2 separate regions of the Homo sapiens genome follow, and region 1 is linked to region 2. A link is an interaction called in ENCODE POLR2A ChIA-PET data of the cell type or tissue named here. Cell type or tissue: OCI-LY7. All regions are shown on one strand. Links, peaks and the distances in the headings refer to the core of each region. The heading gives the core; the rest is flanking DNA.

Region 1 (4,393 bases), core at 261-4,260, 270 kb after region 2:
TTCCTCAAAAAAAAAAAATTACCATTAGACACTCAAATATGCAGGCAAAATGAGTCCTTTGTGGAGTCACTCAGAAGGGCTCCCCACTTACCTTTCTATATGAAATCATGCTGGAGCCACACCTTCTCCCTTTCCTTTTCAGACAGGACTTAAATTCAGCAACTGAAGAGCTATCTGCTCTATGTGTCTTCAGGGTAAACATTTCCAGAGCCAAGCCAAATGTACTTATAGACTTATATATGACTGCACTAAAAAAAGCAAAGTAAGTCTATGTTCAGTTCAATTAATTATGTTCAATATTCTTTTTTTTTTTCTCTCTACTGAGATGGAGTCTCACTCTGTCACCAGGCAGGAGTGCAGTGGTGTGATCTCGGCTCACTGCAACCTCCACCTCCTGGGTTCAAGCGCTTCTCCTGCCTCAGCCTCCCAAGTAGCTGGGACTACAGGCGCACGCCACCACACCCAGCTAATTTTTGTATTTTTAGTAGAGACAGGGCTTCACCATGTTGGCCAGGCTGGTCTTGATCTCTTGACCTCATGAGCCACCTGCCTTGGCCTCCTAAAGTGCTGGGATTACAGGCATGAGCCACCGCGCTTGGCCTAGCCACAAGATTATTAATAGTTGTGACGTATAATGTTTTGTGTCGACTTGCCTGCATTAAGGGCTACCCAAATAGTTGGGAAAACCTTAGTACAGGATATGTCTGTGAGAATGTTTATGGAAGATATTAGCAGTTGAGTCTGTAGACAATGTAAAGGAGATCTGGCCTCATCAGTGTTAGGGGCCAACATCCAATGCTTTGAGAGCCAAGATAGAACAAAAAGGCAGAGAAAGAGCAAGTTACTCTCTTCTTGCCCTGGATCATCCACCTTCTGTTTTCCAACATTAAAGTTCTTGGATCTTGGGCCTTTGGACTCTGGAACATACAAGAATGACCCTCACCCAGTTCTCAGGCCTTCAGCCTCCAACTGGGAATTTCACCATAGGCTCCCTTGGTTTTCAGGCCTTCAGATGCAGACTGAATGATACCACCCACCTTCGTGTCTTACCAGGTTGCAAAAGGTATATCCTGGGACTTCTTAGCCTCCATAACTGGATGAGCCAAGTCCCATAATAAATCCCCTCTTGTACATCTATGTATCCTATTGGTTCTGTGTTTCTCTGGAGAATCCTGACTAATACAATAGGTTTCAGTAATTTTCATTTCACAACTGTTTTTCTAAGATGATCTCAACTCCCCATGCAAGCACTGTCCCTGCAGTAACAGTATCAATGATCAAAATTTCCCATCAAAGAGATGAAAGCTAGGTGTCCCAAACCTTTATTCTGGTATTCTGATGTCCCCTTTGCACAAGTGCTCTGACTGTGAACACTACAGACACTGTTCTACTTTAAAATGGCATATGCTAAGTGGCTCTTCTGTTTAGAAAGTTGCTACAATCCTAAAAGAAGCATATCTAAGAATATGGAGGAAGAAATATTATATGAATACAACACTGTTCCTTACAGGGCTAGACACACTCACCGATTACACAGGCAGGAGAGGCATTTTCTGTGAGACAAAATTCCTCTTTCGTCCTCCAGCTTCGGTGCGATCTAACGGATGTTTTATCATTCCTGTCATGGCGCTATGTAAACTCTATTTCCCTTATTCCTTACTGAGCATAATGAAACTCACAAAGCTGACTCTAACGTTCTACTTTACATAAATGTGTGGAGAAAGAAGGTAATGTTTACTAGGCTCTCGCCAAGGGTAGAGGCATTTTGTATCTGAATAACTCTGACTACCTAGGTGACTAGTTGTACACAATACCCTCCAAAAATCTCTGTATGGTACCTTAAAAAAGCAGCGAAGCTCCTCCCTTGTCCAAGGAGGCTGGAGACACCACCTCTCAGCCTTCCCCTCCACCTTTCTCCATAGCAACGGGGTCATTCCTCCCTGAGGTCCAGGAGAAGGGCGACCTCTGCCAGCCCAAGAAGCGGTGAGAACTACATTACCCAGAGGCCCGTGAGCCAGGTTCTTGGCGTGGAGCCAATGAGGCTCAGGGGAGGGACATTTCCGCTCTGTCCAACTTGTCGGAGCGGAACTTCCGGCGTCCTCCCTGTGGCGGGCACTTTGGCTTGTGTCAGTTCCATCCGCGGGTGCCGGATCTGGACCTAGGTGCTGACAGCGAGAAGGCGCGAGGAGAGTCGTTTTCTCAGCTGCACAGCCGGGGCCTGACGGTCGCCGGCGGTGGTGACAGCTTTGCTCTTGTCTCCGCCCGGATCGTCCACCGCTCCCGGCCCGCTCCGCCCAGAGTCCGATGGCGGCGGCACTGAGGGCCCCGACCCAGGTGAGCGCTGCGTCCTCCCGGCCTCCTCTGCCCTCCCCACCCGAAACTGAGGGACGCGTGAAGGGTTTTCTGCAGCCCGGACCGCACTGTCCGGCACAGTGAGGCGCTGGTGCTGGATCTCGTTTCTGGTAGTGTGGCAGGGAGCGGGAGAGCGACACGGTCAGGGGGCTGCGCGGGCAACAGCTTGGAGCTGCGCCTGAGCCGGGAGGCTGGGGAGACCCAGGCCGGCCTCACGCGTGCAGGTAGCAGAGGGTGGGGCAGCGCCGCGCTGCATTGGCCCCACTGAGTTTCACCAGCACACTGAGGGCCACAGCGCGTAGGACAGAAGAGGGGCACGGCCCCAGTCACGCTTCTAAAAGTTTCACAAAAGCTGTTCAGAGGAACGCGCTGGAAGGGCAGTGATGATAGCAGGCATGGAGGGACCTAGTCTTTTTACGAGGTCACAAAGCTGGTAAAAGTCAGCACCAAGGACTGACACCCAGATACAAAGCAGTCATCCCTGGACACCTGGCTCTGGTGTTCCACATTGGAACCAGAAGTCCATGGAGCCACACTTTGGTCACCTGCCTCTCAGAACATGTTTCCTCCCACAGATTGCCACTAGTACTTACAGGTCCGTAAGAAGCACTTGAAGACCCTACAAGGGTAAGTGGAGGAAATCCAGAAGCTCATTGATTCCAGCAATGGGATCTCTAGGATTGGGACTGTGGTGACCTGGGATTCTTTACTTACCGCTTTTCCAGGCCTTGAGCCTAGGGACTCTGAACAAAAATATGTCCAGGGTGAGTATTATATGAGGTGGTGCCTGTTGCTGGCAAATAATAGGATGAATGTGGAAGTTTGTCCCAGAGATAAGTACAGGTGTTTGGAGCTGCTTGGAGGTGAGGCTGAGCTGGTTAAGAGAACCTCAAGTCTCATTTCCTTCTCATGGGAACAGAGAGCAGAGGTACAGGAGTTAGAAACTAAATGGCTGTCTCAGATGTCTTTGTTCTGGAGATGATGGCAGCAATGAAGATTTGGAGCAGAAGAGGGAGGTGATCTTCCCCAGGCCTCATGAGGCTCCTGTGGCTGAGCACAGACAACAGACTGTGGGTTTAAGGGAGTTGGTAGCAATACCAAAGAGGAAAGAGGAGACTACTGCAATAGTCCAGGTGAGTGTAGATGATGTGGGCCAGAGTAGTGGCCACAGTGTGGCAGAAATGGTTGAATTTTGGATTGTAGGTCGGCTCTGATTTTCTGGTATTGGGACTGAGAGATAAGAAGGGGTGACTCAAGGCTTTTTGAGTTTAGTAGCTGGAAGCATAGAAGCTCCATCTACTGGGAGAGCCAAGTAGATAGTAGAATTGTTTTTCACTCAGGACATCAGGAATGTGTTTTGTCCATGTTAAAAATATGAGATGTTTTAGAGAATAAGTAAGTAGCTATATCAAGTGGCTAGGTGGACACACAGGTCTTGGACTCTGAGGAAGGGTGCAGGATAGAGACTTCTACAAAGAGTGGAGGATATTATTGAACTAGGATGGAGCCCTATGTCTGTTAGGCCATTTGCATTACTATAAAGAAATACCTAAGGCTGGGTAGTTTATAAAGAAACAAGGTTTATTACAGCTTATAGTTCTGCAGGCTGTACAGGAAGCTTAGCGCTAGTCTCCACTTCTGGTGAGGGCCTCAGGAAGCTTCCAATCATTGCAGAAGGCAAAAAGGGAGCCAGCAAGGCAGGAGGGAGGCACCAGTCTCTTTTTAGCAACCAGGTCTCATGTGAACTTATTACTGTTGGAAGGATACTATGCCATTCATGAGGGATCCACCTCCATGACCCAGATAACCTCCCACTAGGCCCCACTTCCAACATTGGGGATCACATTTCCAGGTGAGATTTGAAGGGGACAAATATCCAGGCTATATCAGTGTCTTACCTTGGGTTGATAATGAAATAACCTATATTGGTGGCTTAAACAACAAAAATTTGTTTCTCACAGTTCTGCAGGCTAGGAAATTCTACATCAGGGTGCCTCTAGATTCACTTATTTGTGATGGGCTGCTTCTTGACTTGCAGTGG
Region 2 (4,393 bases), core at 272-4,271:
GCAGTGAATGTGGAAAGGCCTTCACCCACCGCTCCACTTTTGTCTTGCATCACAGGAGCCACACTGGAGAAAAACCCTTTGTGTGCAAAGAGTGTGGCAAAGCCTTTCGAGATAGGCCAGGTTTCATTCGACACTACATCATCCACACGGGAGAGAAGCCCTATGAGTGCATTGAGTGTGGGAAGGCCTTCAACCGCCGGTCATACCTCACGTGGCACCAACAGATTCACACTGGAGTGAAACCCTTTGAATGCAACGAGTGTGGAAAAGCTTTTTGCGAGAGTGCAGACCTCATTCAACACTACATTATCCACACTGGGGAGAAGCCCTATAAGTGCATGGAGTGTGGGAAGGCGTTCAACCGTAGGTCACACCTCAAGCAGCATCAACGGATTCACACTGGGGAGAAGCCTTATGAATGCAGTGAATGTGGAAAGGCCTTCACCCACTGCTCCACTTTTGTCTTGCATAAAAGGACCCACACAGGAGAAAAACCCTATGAATGCAAAGAATGTGGAAAAGCCTTTAGTGATAGGGCAGACCTCATTCGCCACTTCAGCATCCACACTGGAGAGAAACCCTATGAGTGCGTGGAGTGTGGAAAGGCCTTCAACCGCAGCTCACACCTCACGAGGCACCAACAGATTCACACTGGAGAGAAACCCTATGAATGCATCCAGTGTGGGAAAGCCTTTTGCCGGAGCGCAAACCTTATTCGACACTCCATCATTCACACTGGAGAGAAGCCGTATGAATGCAGTGAGTGTGGAAAGGCTTTTAATCGCGGCTCATCCCTCACACATCATCAAAGGATTCATACTGGGAGAAACCCTACCATTGTAACAGATGTGGGAAGACCTTTTATGACTGCACAGACTTCAGTCAACATCCAGGAACTTTTATTAGGGAAAGAGTTTTTGAATATCACCACTGAAGAAAATCTGTGGTGAAAGGGAACATCTTACCATCTGGCCATTCACACTGAAGAGAAACTTCATAAGCATCCTCTCTTTGAGAAAACGTGTAATAGATGATCATTTGTCGTCTAAACAATCAAGTTAGAAATTGAACCAGCCTGGAGTCTTATTCTCCACCTGAGAATTCACCCATGAGAGAGACCCAGTGGTTGCTATGCACTTAGGAAAACTTTCAGCCACATCTTTCTTCTTAGTTTACAGTGAAATATTATCTCAGGGATATTTTTTTTTTTTTTTTGAGACGGAGTCTCGCTCTGTCGCCCAGGCTGGAGTGCAGTGGCGGGATCTCGGCTCACTGCAAGCTCCGCCTCCCGGGTTCACGCCATTCTCCTGCCTCAGCCTCCCAAGTAGCTGGGACTACAGGCACCCGCCACTACGCCTGGCTAATTTTTTGTATTTTTAGTAGAGACGGGGTTTCACCGTTTTAGCCGGGATGGTCTCGATCTCCTGACCTCGTGATCCGCCCGCCTCAGCCTCCCAAAGTGCTGGGATTACAGGCGTGAGCCACCGCGCCCGGCCATCTCAGGGATATTTAAACAAAGGAAGAGGAAATATAGGGAAGAGAAAGAAACCACAGCTTCTTTTAGACTTGTCTGACAAGCCTATGGCAATTTTGTCGTCCCTTTGTTATTTTATGTGGGAGAGGGAAATGTTTCAGAAACGAAAGATCTCATCCCCTTTATTTTTCTGTGTATGCATTCACTGCTGCCCAGTGTCAGAACAGTTATACAAACGAGGGCTTGAAAACATTTTGTGAAAACTTGCTTAGTCCTGCAACGTTCTCCACTCTCGAGGTGCAGAAGCATACATCTTTATAAAAAATATGGAGGCTTGAGTTATGAAACACTTTTATAAGGAGATAAGGATGTACATATGTTTGGACACATTGTCCACTTCAGATGCTTGTTTAAAAAAATGTTTCACCATGTGTCTTTACCCAATACACATACTTTTTCTTGATGTGGATTTACTTTTTTTTTTTTTTTTTAAGTTTTCCTGGGATAGGGATGATAGTGTAATTGTTCATGCCCACAGTAATCCTGGGAATCTTAGTTTTTTCCTATGATTGTGGTTTCTCAGCTTCTTTACCTCTCCTTTGAGTTAGGTCCACCTCAGTTTTCTAAAGGTCAAATTAAGGCCCCCCCAAAAATACAGTATGTAGCTGAATTCCTTTGAAAGATCATGATAAACTCAGAAGAACAAACATAGAAGGAATGTCATTTTTAATCTTTTTAAAGAGTGTGTGAAAATTCACTTTAACTGGAATTTTAACAGGCAAGCCGGCATGCATATATGTAGGGATGTGTGACTTTCACAGTTGTCACCATGGACTTAGGCTTGATTAAAATGCTACACATTTAGAGCGTTTTGTAATTCCTTTTTTATATTTTTAAGACTAGATTTTGAGCCATGTGATAGTTTTACCTCATATTAAATATATTGTACAGAAGTAAAAATAATCATGTATTCACTTTGAACTCCTCAAAGCCTTTTTTATTTATTTACTTATTTACTTACTTGGTTTAGGAGCAGAGGTTTAATAGGCAAAAGAAAGAGAAAAGAGACTAGCTCTCTTCTGAGAAGAGAGGGGTGTCCAAGTGGGACTTCCCTCCTCAGAGCCTTTTTTTTTTTTTTTTTTTTGGAGACAGAGTTTTGCTCTTGTTGCTCAGGCTGGAGTTCAGTGGCACAGTCTTGGCTCACTGCAACCTCTGCCTCCCGAGTTCAAGCGATTCTTCTTCAGCCTCCCAAGTAGCTGGGATTACAGGCATGCGCCACCACGCCCAGCTAATTTTGTATTTTTAATAGAGATGGGGTTTCTGCATGTTGGTCAGGCTGATCTCGAACTCCTGACAGGTGATCCACCTGCCTCGGCCTCCCAAAGTGCTGGGATTACAGGTGTGAGCCACTGCGCCCAGCGCTCACAGCCTTTTAGTGAACACTTGTATAGTTTTCTATTGTAGGCAAAGCCATTTTGTACTGCATTAATTCATGTCATTATTTTGAAGACATCTCTTGGTCCTTTTTTTTTTTTAATTGAGATGGAGTCTCGCTCTGTTGCCCAGGCTGGAGTGCAGTGGTGAGATCTCGGCTCACTGCAGCCGCCTCCACCTTCCGGGTTCAAGTGATTTTCCTGCCTCAGCCTCCCAAGTAGCTGGGACTACAGGTTTGTGCCACCACACCCAGCTAATTTTTGTATTTTTAGTAGAGATGGGGTTTCACCATGTTGGCCAGGATGGTCTTCATCTCTTAACCTTGTGATCTGCCTGGCTCAACCTTCCAAAGTGTTGGGATTACAGGCGTGGCCACTACGCCTGGCCCTCCTTGTCCTTTTTATGTCATGTCTAAGAACTCCTCACCAGGTTTTCTATCGTATTTCCTCCTACAAATTTTATCTTCTACATTGGATCTGATTCATGTTAAGTTAATTTTTGTATTACAGTATGAACTTTAGTTTCTTTTGTTGTTGCCCATGAATTTTTTTAAGCTCCATTTCTTGAAAAGACTATTCTGCCTCTATTGAATTGCTTTTACACCTTAGCAAAAAATTATTTAAGTATATTCATGTTGGTCTATTTCTTGGTTCTCTATGTTATTCCATTGGTCTTCGAGCCTAAACCTATGCCAATACCACTCTATTTTGATTACTATTGCTATCTACTAAATTTTAAAATAGGGTAAACTTATTCCTCACTCTTTATTCTTTTTAAAAATTGATTTGGGGCCAGGCATGGTGGCTCACGCCTGTAATCCCAACACTTTCGGAGGCCAAGGTGGGCAGATTACATGAGGTCAGGAGTTCAAGACCTGCCTGGCCAATATGATGAAAACTCGTCTCTATTTAAAAAATACAAAACCTAGCCAGGCAAGGTTGCAGGCGCCTGTAGTCCCAGCTACTCGGGAGGCTGAGGCAGAAGAATTGTTTGAACCCGGGAGGTGGAAGTTGCAGTGAGCTGAGATGGTGCCACTACACTCCAGCCTGGGTGACAGAGTGAGACCCTGTCTCAAAAAATAAATAAAAAATAAAAATTGATTTGGCTTTCATATCAATTGTTTCCTTTGGCTTTGTATATACATTTTATTGCATGTTTGTCTCTATGAAATATGTTGCTGGGATTTTGATATAAATTGCCTTAAATCTAAAGATCGTTTTGGTGGGAATTGACATCTTGTTGAGTCTTGCAGTTCATGAATATGGTACGTCCCTCTGTTTATTGAGGTCCTCGTTGATTTATTTCATAAGGGTTTTGTAATTTTCAGCTTATAGATTATGGACATATTTTAAAAATCTAGACAGTTTCTTAGAGGGCCATTATATGTTGTATTGAGTTTTAAATTTCAGTTTGCACTTGATACTTGCAATTATAGAGAAATATATAAATTAGAATTTTTATATGTATTCTGTGACTTTGCTGAAG

The links. ChIA-PET counts read pairs that join two places held together with the same protein. Peaks named below come from ENCODE experiments on the same cell type or tissue, not always from the same donor. Only the 100,000 strongest peaks of a DNase experiment are listed, where the experiment ranks them.
Region 1: POLR2A ChIA-PET joins it to region 2 with 13 read pairs; 2 of 35 experiments call an interaction of 5 or more read pairs at or near these places.

What each region holds. Positions count from the first base shown.
Region 1 is chr19:57,597,801-57,602,193 of GRCh38, forward strand. ZNF530 (zinc finger protein 530) reads left to right here and starts at 2,085. Exons shown (of 4, transcript NM_001321981.2): 1 at 2,085-2,334; 2 at 2,928-2,979. RefSeq lists enhancers at 2,133-2,342, 2,433-2,552. In OCI-LY7, for the core only: no CTCF peak of the experiment used is centred there; a DNase peak (open chromatin) is centred at 2,041; H3K4me3 peaks cover 1,767 bases.
Region 2 is chr19:57,328,316-57,332,708 of GRCh38, forward strand. It overlaps ZNF543 (zinc finger protein 543), which reads left to right. Exons shown (of 4, transcript NM_213598.4): 4 at 1-2,455. The coding sequence ends at 950. Among named protein-coding and RNA genes, the nearest start is that of ZNF543, 10 kb to the left of the region's middle. In OCI-LY7, for the core only: no CTCF peak of the experiment used is centred there; no DNase peak of the experiment used is centred there.